2 separate regions of the Homo sapiens genome follow, and region 1 is linked to region 2. A link is a loop called in an ENCODE intact Hi-C map of the cell type or tissue named here. Cell type or tissue: endothelial cell of umbilical vein. All regions are shown on one strand. Links, peaks and the distances in the headings refer to the core of each region. The heading gives the core; the rest is flanking DNA. Region 1 overlaps LAMA3 (laminin subunit alpha 3). Region 2 overlaps ANKRD29 (ankyrin repeat domain 29).

Region 1 (8,000 bases), core at 1-8,000, 92 kb after region 2:
GAATGTGAGAGGAATTGAAGTACCTAATACAGAAATCAATTTTAAGAGTTCTGCTCAATGGGGCAAAAAGAAATGGAGGAGAATCATTGAAAAGCCAGGTAAAGAGATTTCTTTGTTTATGATAGAGATAGCAACATGCTTGTGTGCTTGTGTGCAGATGGTAACGTAAACAGCAGGAAGAAGACTGTAGCTATTATTAGAACATTTTCATAACTGAGTTTGTTATGTTGATACTAATACTAAAACTAATGCTAATACTAATATTAATGTTTATACTATTCTTTTTGCTGGGAACAGTTAAGCATAGAGTACAGTTCATATAAAAAATACTACTTGAAAGAAAGAAAAAGGTAAATGCATCCCATAGCATAGAAATGGAATGATACTGAGATTTCTTAGAATGAATGTGTTCTTTTCATTTCGATTGGGCAGTTTTGTGACAGAAGGGCTTTCAACCTCTTTAGTCCATGTGTTGTGCTAAATTAGACCTCTCCTGAGAATATTTTCACCATTAATTTGTGTCTGCAGGAATTCACAGAGAGCCTTCATGGTTCAAAAGACTCTAATAAGCCTCCTTTCAACTATAAGTTAGTCTTATCCCTCTGATACCTAACCACTAGCATTCATTCAGTAGCTTCTGACAATACTAACCAAGAATTACCTACCATATCGATTTTTTTTTTTTTAGACAGGGTCTCACTCTATTGCTCAGGCTGAAGTGCAGTGGTGCAATCTCGGCTTACTGCAACCTCTGCCTCCCACGCTCAAGTGATTCTGGTGCGTCAGCCTCCCAAGTAGCTGGGACTACAGGCATGTGCCACCATGCCTGGCTAACTTTTTGTATTTTAAGTAGAGACAGGGTTTCACCATGTTGCCCAGGCTGGTCTTGAATTACTGAGCTCAGGCAATCCGCCCACCTAGGCCTCCCAAAGTACTAAGATTACAGGCGTAAGCCACCGTGACTGGCCTATATCGCTTATTTAACTGAGGGTTTTTATAGGTAACAGGGAATTTTAATCCTTCAAAATGACCCATACTGAACTTACCCATGTCTGCTGGCTTGTTCTTTTTTCTTTAGAACTTTTTTTTTAAACCTACTTTAAAAGCCTCCTTTTGATGTACTGAAAAATTCCCTAATTAAGACAATTAAGAAAACATCAACATAGGAACAGTTCAGTACTTTGCTGGTTGCTGACAAACGTGAGTCATGGCATGCATATGCATAAGGCCTGTGTCCACCCACCCGCTCTGCTCTGCGAGGCTGCTGAGAATGTGGGTTCTGGAGTCAGCCTGGCCAGTTTGTCCTGATTGCTCTGCTCACTTGCTGTGTGGCCTTAACAAATATATTTTTCTGCTCCCTGCCTCAGTTTCCTCATTTATAAAATGAGATAATTGTGCATCCCTCATAAGATTATTATGAGTTCTAAATGAGTTAATTGCTTCATTTAAAACTTCTTTAGAGCAGTCGTATTTTTTATTTAATAAAATAAAGTGAACTTTAATAAACTCTCATTAAAAAGAACAGACTGATCACATTTGTGCCTCTAGAAAACACTACCTATAATACTGTAGAAAATATTCTAAGAAAGTCTAGGAGCAGGAAAAGCATGATCAGTTATGTCAGACTGAAGACATTTCTTTCCTCTTCTGTGTTGGAGCATGACATGTTTTAACAAGCATGTTGTGTCTTGTAAGATTCCTATTTTTTGCCCCATTGGTAAGATCTGTGTTTTCTTCCTTTTGCTGGAATTAACCATGAGAATGTCACTGAGAGGTTAGATTTCATAATTAATAGTAACATTAAGACCTTAGAGGGAGAGAAGTGGGAATTTTGAGGCATGGTTGAGAAATAAAATGCAGATCATAAATTTGTTACTACAAAATCACTTCACCTGCTAAGAACTGAAATTTGATTTTGATGTGCTGTTGTCAATTTGACAGCTTATGCTGTTGTGAGGGTCTTGTTTTCTTTTAGACTAGTTGGTGTTTTTCATTGTTATTTTTTTGGCCAATAAGTTTGACAAATAAAAACATTACCTTCTGGACTTGATCTTTTTTTTTTTTTTTTTTTTTTTTTTTTGAGACAGAGTCTCACTCTGTCACCCAAGCTGGAGTGCAGTGGCGTGATATCAGCTCACTGCAACCTCCGTCTCCCAGGTTCAAGTGATTGCCTTACCTCAGCCTCCCAAATAGCTGGGATTACAGGTGCCCACCACCATGCCTGGCTAAATTTTTTTTTTTTTTTTTTTTTTTTTTTTTTAGTAGAGACAGGGTTTCACCATGTTGGCCAGGCTGGTCTCGAACTCCTGACCTTGTGATCCACCCATCTCGGCCTCCCAAAGTGCTGGGATTACAGGCATGAGTCACCGTGCCTGGTCCACAGACTTGATCTTAAAGGACAGTTTCCCCTTAAAACGTGGTAAATGTAGGACAGTTCTGTGATTCACTAGAGGCATCATACTTTCCGGGGTTGTTCAAGTTCATTTAATTATACATTATGCAGTAGTTTCAGGCTATAGAATGAGAACACGATGTCTTTCAGGAAGCTTTTGTATCATCTGGCCAGATATAATGAGTTCATTTTTACATTTAAAGCATGTAGATGTCCAGTTTTTAAAAGGAGAATCTTTGGAATCTAGGAAGCTTTGTTCTGCCTGGATTCCTGGTAGGGCATGGGCTTTGGAGATCTCTCCCGTGAGATCGGAAGGTGTAGTGGTGGGATCTACATATACACTCTGGACTTCCTCCAGAATCCAAACTCCAGAGTTCTATTCTATGGGCTCCCTATGTTCACCTTCCAGCTCCCTCCCCAGGGTGAGGTATAGAGAAAAACATGAGGAGGTGGGTGCGGAGGGAGTTCCTATGGTCCATGACTTCAGCCCCCGCAGAGCAAGCCTGACTCATTGTGTTCCAGGGAACAACAACAAAATTATCTGAAGAATTTTGAGGCTTGTATGCAATGTGTAATGTTTCCAAGAGTATTATTTTGTTATTTAAACCTGTTAGTAGTAAAAATAAACAAAGACAATCCCTCACCCCCAACATCAAGCCCTGAAAAGGACTGAGTGTTGGCTTCAGAGGATGGAGGTGTGAGGAGAGAAGGTGACGTTGCCCCTGCTCTGCAGGGCTGCGGGGGAGTGAGGCCTGGAGACAGCAGATGTGGCTGCAGGAGCAGAGCTGCTGAGATGGTCCTTTGGGCCTCGTAGAGGCAAAGGCTGTGATGTCCACAGCTCCCTGGTCCCCCTCTGAGTGGCAGCTGGGATGGATAGTTCCCACACCTGTTCCCTTGTCCCATCTCAAGGGCCTGCATCTGACTTTGCTTCCTGCCTGAAGGCTCTTTCTAGATTTACAGAGGCTTCTAAAAGCTGTGTCTAGAGCAGCCTGCAAGCCCAGCACTTAATGCCCCAAGGGGCAATCCTCATCCCAAGAGGGATGATAGTTGGTGGGAAAATACCGCATTTCCCTGCCTCTCAATGGGCCAGTTCTAAAGTGCCTTCTACATAATTCCTCAGAGTGTCCCTGGTAGGATGGAGCCGTGGTTGGGTTGCTCTGGTGGCAGCCTACTCATTAACACATTGATTTTTGGCTTTTCTCCCTCCCTTATGTTCCTCTCTTCCCAGTTTGTGCTTCTTGAGGTCAACTCTTAAATAAACTACCTCTACTCAAGTCTTTGCCTCAGGGCTTTAGAGAGGGCCCAAACTAAGACAGAAGAAAGAGAGTCCAGATGGACATAGTGGTTCATACCTGCAGCCCCAACCACTCAGGAGGCAGAGGCACGAGGATCACTTGAGCACAGGAGTTAAATCCAGCCTGGGCAACTCAGTGAGACCCCATCTCTAAATAAATAAATAAACAAATAAGGAAAGGAAGCCTAGATTGAGACCCTGAAACCCCCTGCAGGTGTTAACACAGGCAAATACTATGAAAATGTTATTTAAAATGCAAAAAATAGAAAATTCAGAAATTGTTTCTAAAGCTCCAAGGTTAAATGTAATAGGGGAAACTGCATTATAAATTTTAAGGAAAAATATTAATAGGTCACAGGAGAAATGCCCCATTACTCTACCTTTCTAATTTTTCATGAATTCATCACAGACAGTGAACTCCCCAGGAGCCAGATGCAAATACAGGATCCAATCATCTGAGAGTGAATTCAGTATGTAGTTGCATTCTAGAATCTTTTTTTTTTTTTTTTTCCTGATTCCCTTCAACTTTTATGAGACTTTGGTGGGTGAATCCAAAACATTCTTTGTAGCTGACTCAGATGTGGAGGGAAGCCTGGGCTAGTTTCTGATACTTTTGGGGCTTGAGGACTTTGGAGATTAACTTGGCTCTACAGATGGTTGGCTGATGAGGTCACTAAGGAGGGTGACTCAGCTGGTTCCCCGGGTGGACACAGCCCAATCCAGAAGGTGGATGGCTCTTGGTTTTGACCCAGTCTTTCTGGATTCCTGAGGAATTGTGTAGACTATAAGCTTCAGGAGGCCAGGGACTATGTCTTGTTTTGTTCACTGTGTTCTGTTCACTACATGATGTTTTGCTTCCAACATCTTGCACAGTGTTTAGCATACAATAGTTGTTTAATAAATATTTGCTGAGTTAATGTAGAATGAACCAAGGATGACTCAGCATCAGCCTGAACTTTCCCAGGGTATAGTAGTAATGGAAACATATTGCTGTGAGACCAAATCTCTGGGTGAGGGTGGAAGAGTTTTAGCTCTGTAATTAATTACGGTTCGTTCCATTTATGACACTTGAGTCTCTCTGCAACATTTTAAGAGTATTTTATAGCTATAACAAAATTAGAAAATACAGAAGATTATATTTAGAACAATTTTGCTATTAATAAATGGTGTTTTTTTGTTTTTGTTTTTGTTTTTTTTGAGATGGAGTCTCACTCTGTCACCAGGCTGGAGTGCAGTGGCGCAATCTCGGCTGACTGCAACCTCTGCCTCCCAGGTTCAAGTGATTCTCCTGCCTCAGCCTCCCGAGTAGCTGGGACTACAGGCACGGACCACCACACCCAGCTAATTTTTTTGTATTTTTAGTGTGATGGGGTTTCACCATGTTGATCAGGATGATCTTGATTTCTTGACCTCGTGATCCACCCACCTCAGCCTCCCAAAGTGCTGGGTTTACAGGCATGAGCCAATAAATGTGTTATTAATGAACATCATCATGAGGCACAGCCCTTGAAGTCAAACAATTCATTAGTGGGTAGAAAAACAGGTGCCAATAAAATCCTCTGGGCTACTAGGGATAGAATATTATCCTTTATGGTCCTTTAGTAACTTCAAAGTGTTAATTTGGGGTGCTTTGAAGTAATTTATACATTAGGAAGAATCTGGAAATCAGGTGTTTTCTTTTAATACATGAAAAACTCATTCTGGGTGCAGTGTCTCATGTCTATAATCTCAGCACTTTGGGAGGCCAAGGTGGGAGGATTGCTTGAGGCCAGGAGTTCAAGATCAGCCTGGGCAACACTGTGAAAGCCCCTCTCTATAAAAAAATAAAATAATTAGCCAGGCATGGTGGCACACACTTGTAGTCCTAGCAACTCAGGAGGCTAAGGTGGGAGGACTGCTTGAGCCCAGGAGTTGGAGGCTGTAGTGAGCTATGATAGCACCAGTGAACTCCAGCCTGGGTGACAGAGTAAGACCCTGCCTCTATTAAAAAAAAAAGTCTCTCTCTCTTTCTCTGTATATATGTATATATACACACATTCAATTGGTTCTGTTTCTCTGGAGAACGCTGATTAATACTGTGGCTAAATACAATGAAGGTATATTTCTCATCATGTCCAAACACAGCTGATCCTGGTTAAGCAGTTCCCCTCCAAACAGTGGTTCAAAGACGTAAACTCCTTCCATAATTGGGTCTGCCATTTTCAACACATGGGTTCCCAATGTTGCCCCGTGGGTCATCTTTATTCTAACCAGCCCGAATGAGGAAAGAGCATGGAAGATTCTGTGTGGGAGGTTTGTGTGGGCAAGACTAGAAGTGGCACATCAGCTCAGTAGCTTCATATTGGCCATGGTGGGAGCATTTACACTATGGAAATCAGCAAATGTTACAAATCAGGGCTGCTCCTTTCCAAGAGCCAGTTTACCCAATATCTCTCTCGGTCTCTTCCATATCCCTCCACTTCCCTCTCCCTCCCCACTTACCATTTAGTAAACTCATTATGTCTTGTGCCGTATTATCTCTGGAGTCTGGCTCCTCCTCCCCCTTGATACTGCACTATTGTAGTGGAACCCATGGCAGCTCTCCCCATGATTAGTCCACCAGTCTTCTAACTGATTTCCCAGCATCTACTCTCAGCTTACCCTGTTTTAGAATCAGCCTGAAAGGAACAGAATCCATAGTGGTGAGCTGAGAAAGATTAGAAACAATCAGGTTGGCAGTCTTCCAAGGGTCTACCTATCAATCAATCTTCTCATTACTACCAGCGCAAAACAAAGATCTCAGTGTGTTGTTCTCCCTGATTAGTATCCTTTAGTGGTTTTCTATTACTTTTGGAATAAGGTCCAAGTTTCTTAACATGTCACATACGCTCCTTCAGTCTAGCCCTTAGACTTTTTGCCAGCCTCATCTTAAAAGGCACTTTCTCCTGCAAGACCTATGCTATGTCAGTAGAGACCTAACTGTAATTCCCTGGATATTCCATGATGTTCCCTGGTTCTGGGCCTTATTTTGGTGCTATTCACAGTTCTTGGAATTCCTTCCCACCTTGCCTGGTCTGGCTATCTTCTTTCTGAGATAACTCAAATATTGCCTGCTGGAAACCCTTCCTGGCTGCCTGCTTCCCTCTGAGCTGTTTCTGTTTACTCAGAGGCACTTGCTAAGCTGTGCCGTAAAGGCTGATCCACCGTGTGCTCCTTAAGCTCAGCAGCTGTGTGAACATATTCTTTTTGTATCCATGGGGCTTAAAAGTCCCAGAATATACTGTGTCCTCCACTAAGATGGAATTAAATGGAAATGTGAATTCCAATACTGTTGTTTTCTTATTATTCCACTGAATTATATGTCTTGCTATCATCATGGACAGCTCTGCTCTATTTTAAGCTAACATTTACATTTGTTGGTTTTCATAAAACTAGCACCACAAATATAACAGACATAACAGAAAATGAATTAAATATGTTTCCTTCCAAAACACTCAGTAGGCTGTAGGCAGTCAACATAAATCCAAGAAATAGGAAGAAAGATAAAAACTGTACTAGGGAACAGCAACACTAGGAAACAAAACACTTTCTTCTGGAATGTTCTCTCAGTCTATACAGATAGAAGTTAAGATGATAAAATGATAAACGGAGGTCACTGTGACCTCCTTGGTGAGTCTTACGATGCAACTTTGGGTCAACACACAATTATGACCAGCATTTGGCCACTTCCCAGGATTAAGGCCATTGTAAAGTCGTCAGAGGGATCTTTCTCATCATGAAGGGTGAAAACCAGAGTTTGGCATCACATGGGAAAGGGCAGTCTGTGGGCTGGGGAGAGGAACCAGAGCTTTACATTTACATATCATCTATGATATGGAATTTTATTATTATTACCTAGAGAAGTTGTCATTGATCCTCTCACTCTCCCTGTTAATGAGCTTAGGCTGCCTTATGTCTTCTGGGGAGTGAAGTATCTATAAACACATTCACACGAAAGTTCTGGGAACTCAGTACTGATGTTACTTCCCAGAATATTTGCATTAAAAAAATTTCTATCTTTGACATGAAACTACTACTCTGAATTTATCCAAAGGAATTCATGAGATAAATGCTCTAATGTCTGATGCAAGATACTCACCAAAGCATTATAAAAATAGCATCCAGTGGGAAACAATCTCATGTCCAATAAAAGGGGACTGACTCAGTTAGTGGATTAATAGGCACCACATGATGCCATAGAATGGTCTTTATCGACACAACATGTGTCTGTGCTATATGGTGAAGAAACAGACCAAAACTATATGTAAACTAGCTAGACTGTATGGAATGATCACA
Region 2 (9,255 bases), core at 554-8,553:
ATGATAACACTCATCAAATATATCATCTTAATTGGAATAGTCATGGGAGGTGGAAAAAGCAATCAGTTCTTCCTGGCTGTAAGACCTTAGGCAAATCATCTCAGCCTGAGTGAGTGTCCTCTTAGGAAAAATTATTAGCTTCGCAGAGATAAGTGAGAAAACATATACAAAGGTGGTGAGCATGAGCACTGGCTCACAGATGCTTAGGAAATGTTAATTGCATCTGAGTAGTATTTATCATGAGAAACAATACGCCCCTTAATTTGTACTTTTGTTCACAAAATACTTCCATATGCTTTTTAATTTGATTCTTCCATCGACCCTGTGAGATAACTGACTGTGAGCAGGTAGGAATGAGTGGGAAAATGAGATTTGGGGGCCGCCTGTGTATTTCATTACTAGTCATTACATCTCCAAATCTGATTTTGGAGCCCAGGGAGTTGCATGTGAGTTAGAGCATTATTGTCAAATCAGATTACCTATCAGTTGATTATTTAGTTTATGAATTAGGAGAGGTTTTCCTCTTTTGTACACCTTAATTTCTGTTTTCTCTTATTTTTTCCTTCTGGTATAATGGTTAGAGCCTTCATTTTCATCATGAAAATGATGGGGTGCAGTGGCTCACACCTGTAATCCCAGCACTTTGGGGGGCCAAGGCGGGAGGATGGCTTGAGCCCAGGAGTTCAAGATCAGCCTCAGCAACACAGTGAGGCCCCCATCTCTATAAAAAAAAGAACAATGATTTCATATGTTTTTTTTTTTTGAGACGGAGTCTTGCTCTGTCGCCCAGGCTGGAGTGCAGTGGCACAATCTTGGCTCACTGCAAGCTCCGCCTCCCGGGTTCACGCCATTCTCCTGCCTCAGCCTCCCGAGTAGCTGGGACTACAGGTGCCCACCACCACGCCCGGCTAATTTTTTTTTATTTTTAGTAGAGATGGGGTTTCACCGTGTTAGGCAGGTTGGTCTCGATCTCCTGATCTTGTAATCTGCCCGCCTCGGCCTCCCAAAGTGCTGGGATTACAGGTGTTAGCCACCGCGTCTGGCGATTTTATATATTTTTTTAAATTAAACATATAAAAATAATTTTGAAAATGATGAAAAGTAAGTCAATTTAGCTCCTTTTTGTAGAGTTTTGGAATGTACCAAAATGTGAAAAAACATTTAAAAATATTCAAATAGGCTTTTGAATACTTCCATATACTTTGATATTTTTAATACTTTGATATTAAATCAAAGAAATCATTGTGAAGTTATAACCTCTACAGCACTTTTTTTAAAAAGGTAATGGCCAGGCATGGTGGTTCACACCTGTAATCCCAGCACTTTGGGAGGCCGAGGTGGGGCAAATCACTTGAGGCCTGGAGTTTGAGACTAGCCTGGCCAATATGGCAAAACTCTGTCTCAACTAAAAATACAAAAGTTAGCCGGGTGTGGTGGTGCATGCCTGTAGTCCCAGCAACTCAGGATTCTGAGGCAGGAGAATCACTTGAGCCCGGGAGGCAGATGTTGCAGTGAGCCAAGATCATGCCTCTGCACTCCAGCCTGGGCGACAGAGTGAGACTCCATCTCAAAAAAAAAAAAAAAAAAAAAAAAAAAAAAAAAAGGTAATAGAACATTTAGCCTGAAGAAGAATGAGATTCATGGGGTTATGATAGCTGTCTTTTACTATGTGTGTGTATATCAAGTAGAAAAGGATTTAGACCAATTTTTCAGACCAAGTGATAGAAAGAAGACAGATGGGTGAAAGCTGCATGGAGACTTGGGGTCAATGTATAAAAGTTTAATGAGTGTTGGCTAAGACCAAAGAAACTGATCAGAGAGGAGTGAGTTCTCCATGCCTAGAGGTGTTCAACAGTAGCTGATTATCATAGAAAGGATTCGAGTACCGATGGATGGCTAAATAGAGTGAGTTTTATAGTTTCCTCCAACTCTGTTATTCCCTCATTTCATTCGAGATCACTTTTACAGCCAGATCACAGCATGAGATGGAGTATATGACACAACCTGTATTAGAGACTAACCTTGTATGGTCTTATGTAGGCTCCTGAGAGTATTTGGAAAAAAGAACTAAAACCATCCTCTTCTGTGGGAATGAGTATCTGAAGCGGCACTAGCTCTTTGCTTCTACGATTTCCAGCCGTCACACTTGGGTTACTTCTACCTACAGGGTTAGGCCAGTCAGAAAGTCTTGGGGACCAATTCTATTTGAAGTTGGGAGTCCAAGAGCTGTGAGGAATCCTGCCCGTGGCAGAGGGAGTTCAATATTGAGATAATTTTCTTACCCACCCTACCCTGCCCTGGAGCCTATTTCTTATGATTGTCCCTTGCACCGTGTGCCTGGCCCAGCAAATGGGTCTGTAAGAGATTTTACCAGATGCTGCATTGCCCATGGTCTGACTCTATCCTCCCCAGTCAAGGGTGATGGGACTGAGGATAGGCAGGCCAGCCAGTCACTGTGGCCTGGTGCACAAAGATGAGCTGTGACAATGACATGGCTATTCCCAGAGGTTGGCAGTCTGATCCATAAACCTGGGGACCACATACAAGATAAGTAAGCAGACAAAACTGGTAAAAAAAGAAAGGAGTGGGGAGAAACAGAGATATGAAGAGACTTTGAGATGACAGAGAACACACGACTCACTAGAGAAAGTGCAGCCTTGATTTCTGATGGGTTTTCTGTTCCAATGAGGCCTGGTTGGAATAGGAATGATAATAACAGCAATACCTAACATTGCACTGGGTGTGTATCAGCTACTGCATTAAGAGTTTTGCAGGGATTATTTTATTTAATTATCACAGTAGTCCTAAAATACTGAGACTCAGGGACAGTAGGCAACCTGCTAAGGTCACACAGTTAATAAGCAAAATGGGGCCTCTGTTTCATTTTAAGATATCTATATCCCCATAATTTCCAAGCTGCTCTCCACCCAAAAAATCTGGGTCTGCTCCCTAGCTGCCTCTTACAGTCTTCCTGGGGCTTATGCTTATGAGTCTGGGCCCTATATCTGGAGCCTTCTTCTAACTCTCAGGCACTGATCACTAAATGCTGCAGGCTTCCAGACCTGCTCTGCACCAGCCATGGGGATCTTCTGGCAGTCGATACACTTTTTCTGAGTGTGTACCATGTGCAAACGAAACAAGACAGAGTCCCTGCCCTTGCCAAGCAGCAAGGACTTCCTATGGCTGTCTGTTCCCATTTCCAAACCCCCAGGATTCTACGCTAATCTTTTGGCTCCTTCTCCCACTGCCATTGATGGATTCACCCCTCTAAGCTTCCGACCTGGGAGAACGTTTAATTTCTGGGTCCAGCTACTCTGTGTACAAGTCAAGGCTTCTGTTAGGAGATGGCACTTTATTAGATGACTTTTCCTCCAGCCTTCAAAGAAATACTGTTTAGCACATGAAAAAGACTAGATAGAGATGAGTTAACTGACTAACCTCAGCTCTGGGTTAACAGGATCAGACCTTTGCATTCTATTAAAGTATTGTTTTAATAAGGTGGGTGAGTGGAGTTGGGAAAATATATGTCGAGGCATTTGGTTAATAGAAAAATAGAAATAGCCACTCAGCTAGTGATTAAAAAGGTCTGACTCATAGCAACTCAACTTGGTGAGGACACGTGGAAAGAAATGAAAATGAATTGTTAGAGTGAAATCTATATTTCAATGATCTCTGTGACTCTTGACCTTTTGGCTTAGGACAATATGGAAGGAAAATATTTTTTGAAGTTTCAAATCAAGAACATAGTCTTCCTACTGTCTGGCTATGACTAGATTTGGGATTATGATTCCTCATCCCAAAGTACTAAAAAGGTCTTCATTTAGTTCTCAGTGATAGAGTTACAAAGAAAAGTCATCCCACTACCGTTCAGATTCCCTGAAGCTCATATCAAATGTCAGCTGAGTAATTTCAATGTAACTTTGTCAACATCCTGTTACAGGATACCGTAATAAAATGGTAGGGCTTCATAGAATGTCAGTGCAACAATTACAAATCAGATTTAGCCAAAAGTATTAGGAAATTAAACCAGGCAGGTATTCCTGTCCTCATTTTGTAAATTCAAGGATTTTCCAATAATGACTCAATGTGTCAGCTGAGATTTCAGAATAAAACATTGGTTTCCAAATGCTCTACCTATAGAATATAGGTAGGCCATGTGCAGGCCATGTGCAGGCATGGCACTGTTTTCTTGGAACATAATAAATATGCAGAGTTTACACTTTCAGAGAAGACGGAACTTGAGCTAGTCTGACCTGGATAGATAACAACCTCTAATTATAAGCTCACAGTAGGTAATAAAAATTATTATGATTTGAGGGCACAATGGGGTGAGTGTACTCTGTAAAAAGGAAAAATTCCATTGCCTTTTTTCCCCAAAGCAATTCTTATTTTATAAGACACCCTTTTCCTGAATAACAATTCTTTTAGGGCTGAACTCAAAATAATTCAAAACAATTTCATTAGATGCAGTCTTTAGAAGTTGTAGCACTTGCTCCTTGACCAGAGGGTGGATCCCTGCACTCAAAGACTAGGTCATCCACTTTGACCAGGTTATCCTAACTCTTGAGGAAGAAAAAACAGCTATGGCGTGTTGTGGCTACTGCTGCAATGTTGGTTTACTCTTTAACTTCTTGGCTTCAACATCACGGCATGACTCATTTTAGGTTTAAGTGGGCATGGCTCATGCAACATTTGAAATATAATCTCTTATATCGACTTGGTTTTTTACAAGCAGTACTTTAGGCATATAAAGAATAAAATTCAAAGTGCCAGAAATTATTTTGGAAGGATGTACTAATAGAGAGACTTGATAATCTTGATAACCTCACATTCTAAATTCACAGTGGTATCTTCAATAATGGCCCCCAAATCAAACTTAGGCAATCTAAAAATAACCAATTCCTTTTACTAATTTTAGTAAAATGAATCATCTGATTCAGAATCAATCAACAATAACAAAATAAGAAGGACCAATACGAAAATATTAAACTCCAGTCCTCGAAAGTCAACTCTAGCAGGACGAAAGTAAAAGTTTTTTTGAAACTGCTTCCTTTCCCAGGAGTATTCCTGGGGCCACCTAAGAATAACTTTACAATTCTAAAAATATAACCTTACATTGATACATTACATTGATTACAATGTCTGGCACATGGTAAGTACTCAAGAAATATTGATTGAATGTTGAATAAAACAATTATTTAAAATGTGGGCATTTGAAGAGATCATCAGGCTCATGCTGCTCAGCCTCCTAATTTTCAATGATGAAAGTCAGGCCCAGAGAGGTTGATTCACTTGTTCAAAACCACACAGCTCAAATTATTGGCAGAGATGGATTGAGAACTTGGGATTCCTGACCTCAAAACCACTTTGCTTTCCTGACTTCAAACCACTCTGCCCAAAGGCTCTTTATTTTTCTCAGGCTCCTTATGTGCTTGGGCTTCTAAAGACCAGAGAAACCTGTGTCCAAGAGCTCAGACCAACCTTAAAGTTCTCATAGCTATTCATTATGTGAACACAGAGAGGCATTCCTGTATCAGGTCATAGTACAGTGGAGATGTGCCTGGGTATGAAATCAGCTTGACTTTTTCCTAGGAAACTACCTTTATAGTAATGTTTCCTTAATTCGAAATGTTTTGTTAAAAATAAATTAATCTGGTGCCAGGCATGGTGGCTCACACTTGTAACCCCAGCACTTTGGGAGCCCAAGGTGTGTGGATCACTTGAGGCCAGGAGTTCGAGACCAGCCTGGGCAACATGGCTCTCTACCAAAATGTATCTCTACTAAAAATACAAAAATTAGCTGGGCATGGTGGCATGCACCTGTAATCCTAGCTATTTGGGAGGCTGAGGCACAAGAACCCAGGAGGCGAAGGTTACAATGGGTCGAGATCATGCCACCACACTCCAGCCTGGATGACAGAGCAAGACGCTGTCTCAAAAAAAAAAAAAAAAAAAGTTAATCTGGACAAAAATAGTACCTACACAAGAGAAGCTAATTATAATACTGTACATTTGGAAGGTTCTTCACTGTTTATAAAGTGCTGCCTGTATAATCTTGCATTTCTGTTCTTTTTTCTTCTTTTTAAAAATCATTACTCTTTTTTTGAGACAGAGTCTTGTTCTATTGCCAAGACTGGAGTGCAGAGGCGCGATCTCGGCTCATTGCAACTTCTGCTTCCCAGGTTCAAGTGATTCTCCTGCCTCAGCCTCCCAAGTAGCTGGGATTACAGGCATGCGCCACCGCGCCTGGCTAATTTTTGTATTTTTAGTAGAGACGGGGTTTCATCATGTTGGCCAGGCTGGCCTCAAACTCCTGGCCTCAAGTGATCCTCCTGCCTCGGCCTCCCAGGGTGCTGGGATTATAGGCATGAGCCACCACTCCCAGACTACATTTCTGTTCTTTTACTTTCAGTTAATTGAATTGCTAGCTGTTAGCTTGCTGTTGGTAAATGAAGTCTCAACAGCATAACAATTGTGAGAGATGAAGGTGCAGAACCTCCTAATGATTCCAACGGCATGGGCTCCTCTTTGGCTTGGTGGAAGAAGTGGTGGGCAGGTAGTAAGGCAGCATTATCAGCAGGGGCCAGGCTACTTGGCCCACATCTGTTTACCTATGTCCCAGGCCAGCCTGCACTCATTAGATCAGTGCAGCCATAATTTGTTTGCACAGGAGGTGGCAGAGTGTGTACTTGTGTACTTGACCTCAGACATCAAATACTTAAGTTTTGAAAGTACTGAACTGTGATGTCAGCTTGGTTTCATAGGCTTTCAGGCCAGCTCAGAGCATAGAACAGGAGATACCCTAATCAAAGATTAACTTTTCATCACAGAAGCAGAAGGGTTTAAAGGATGCCTTGAGCTTACTGGTTATCTCAGGTATGTGCTGCCAGCGGACACCCAGCCCTCCCTGCCCCATGCGCCATGTGCTCGGGCAAATGTCAACAGTGGACATTACCTGCCTTGGCTGGTTGACTTTTGCTCCTGAAGCCAGCAGTAATCGAATAACATCCAAGTAACCACCTTGGGCAGCTAGGAAGAGGGCAGTGGCTCCATCCTGAGAGAGAACAAATTAAAAGCATTAAAAACATTATCTTTCACACTTATTTTAAAAGAAATTAGGGCGGGTGCAGTGGCTCATGCCTGTAATCACAGCACTTTGGGAGGCCTAGGTAGGTGAATCCAGGAGATAGAGACCAGCCTGGCCAATATGGTGAAATCCCGTCTCTGCTAAAAACACAAAAATTAGGCTGGGCACGGCGGCTCACGCCTGTAATCCTAGCACTTTGGGAGGCCGAGGCAGGTGGATCACCTGACATCCGGAGTTCGAGACCAGCCTGGCCAACAGGGCGATACCCCATCTCTACTAAAAATACAAAATAATTAGCCAGGCGTGGTGGCGGGCACCTATAATCCCAGCTACTCCGGAGGCTGAGGCAGGAGAATCGCTTGCACCTGGAGGCAGAGGTTGCAGTGAGCTGAGATCGCGCCACTTCATTCCAGCCTGGGCAAAAGAGCAAAACTCCTCCTCAAAAAACAAAAAATCAAAAAACAAAAAACAAATAAAAATACAAAAATTAGCCAGGTGTGGTGCTGCATACCTGTAATCCCAGGTACTCGGGAGGCTGAGGCAGAAGAATCTCTTGAACCCAGGAGGTGGAGGTTACAGTGAGCCAAGATTGCATCACTGCATTCCAGCCTGGGCAACAGAGTGAGACTCTGTCTCAAAATAAATAAAATAAAATAAATTAGATTTAAAATATACACATTTAATATAATTTTCCATCTCCATCTCTTTGTAGGTTTCCACCTTTTTGTCAATGAAGAGCCAAATGTTAGATATACAAATCCCCCAAACCTCATTTTTAAAAAATTTATTTTTAATATATTTTTAAATTTCTAAAAATTCTTTTTTTTTTTAATTAGCTGGGCGAGGTGGCATGTGCTTATAGTCCCAGCTACTTGGGGGCACTGAGGCAGGAGGATCACTTGAGCCTGGGAAGTTGAGGTTACAGTGAGCCATGTTTGGGCCATTGCACTCCAGGCTTAGGGAACAAAGTGAGACCCTGTCTCAAAAAAAAAAAAAAAGAAAAAAAAGAAAAAAAAATTGAGAGTAAAAGGTGTCCTTTTAATTAGATCTTTCCTACCCTTTTCTCTTTCTTGTCCCCTTATCCTTGTTCCCCCAACATGAGGGTTCTGCAAGAATTAAGATACAATATGCAGCTGGGTACGATGGCATACACCTGTGGTCCCAACTACTCAAGAGGCTGAGGCAGGGGGATTGCTTGAGCCCAGGAGTTCAAGACCAGCCCTGGAAACATAGCAAGACCTTGTCTCTCTCTCTCTTCTTTTTTTTTTTTTTTGAGACAGGGTCTCCCTCTGTCACTCAGACCTTGAGTGTAGTGGTACGACCACAGCTCAATGCAGCGTCAACTTCCTCAGCTCAAGCGATCCTCCCACCTCAGCCTCCTGAGTTGTTGGGACTACAGGCGTGCATCACCACATCCAGTTAATTTTTTAAAAAAATTTATAGTAGAGACAGGGTCTTGCTATGTTGCCCAGGCTGGTCTCGAACTCTTGGGCTCAAGCGATCCTCCTGCCTCTGCCTCCCAAAGCACTAGGATTACAGGCATGAGCCACCATATCCAGATGACCCTGTCTCTAAAACAAAACAAGACAAAACAAGACAAAACACAAAAGAACCCTGAAAGATGTTTTCAATACAACTGCCCTAGAAACCATCTCCACAAAGTGGCTCTCTGCCAGCCCAGCAGACACCAACAACACCTATAAACACAAAAAAGCACTCCTGCATAAAGCCCAGAGCAAGTGCCCCTTTTCCAGTGCTCTTTAGTTTTCGTCTTAACTGAGTATCTATGCCTTCTGGGCATTTCTGTTTTCTTGGACACATGTCACTCGGTGCTTTCGGCAGACGTGTGGATCAGCTGAGAGCATGATCCCCGGATGCTCCCTTCAGCCTGACAACATTCGCAGCGCAGGGTGAGCTTCATTGTTTTCAGACCACGGTGGAAAACCAGAGCACACCCTAGAGGAAAACACCTAGCAAACCCAGCTAATTACCACACCTCCCATTGGGAACACTAACCTCAAGCAAAAATATAAGACATGTTTCCCTGCAAGTCCAGCCACGTGTGTCACGTGGAGGGTCCTGGATTTTCAGTGGGCGTCAGCAGAGCTGCCAAACTGCCCTCCAGGCAATCATTAAGAAATTAATCAGCCTGTACAGATTTTCAAGCA

Evidence for each region. A loop is a pair of places that touch in the nucleus more often than their neighbours do. Peaks named below come from ENCODE experiments on the same cell type or tissue, not always from the same donor. Only the 100,000 strongest peaks of a DNase experiment are listed, where the experiment ranks them.
Region 1: a loop joins it to region 2, with 3 times the contacts of the local background. A loop is called at or near these places in 73 of 110 quality-filtered maps.

What each region holds. Positions count from the first base shown.
Region 1 is chr18:23,715,491-23,723,490 of GRCh38, forward strand. The region is part of intron 2 of LAMA3 (laminin subunit alpha 3); the gene reads left to right. Among named protein-coding and RNA genes, the nearest start is that of LAMA3, 30 kb to the left of the region's middle. RefSeq lists enhancers at 4,478-4,978, 4,979-5,479. In endothelial cell of umbilical vein, for the core only: no CTCF peak of the experiment used is centred there; a DNase peak (open chromatin) is centred at 4,451; H3K27ac peaks cover 2,923 bases.
Region 2 is chr18:23,622,898-23,632,152 of GRCh38, forward strand. ANKRD29 (ankyrin repeat domain 29) reads right to left here. Exons shown (of 10, transcript NM_173505.4): 6 at 6,956-7,054. Among named protein-coding and RNA genes, the nearest start is that of ANKRD29, 35 kb to the right of the region's middle. In endothelial cell of umbilical vein, for the core only: no CTCF peak of the experiment used is centred there; DNase peaks (open chromatin) are centred at 3,814 and 4,534; H3K27ac peaks cover 1,606 bases; H3K27me3 peaks cover 226 bases.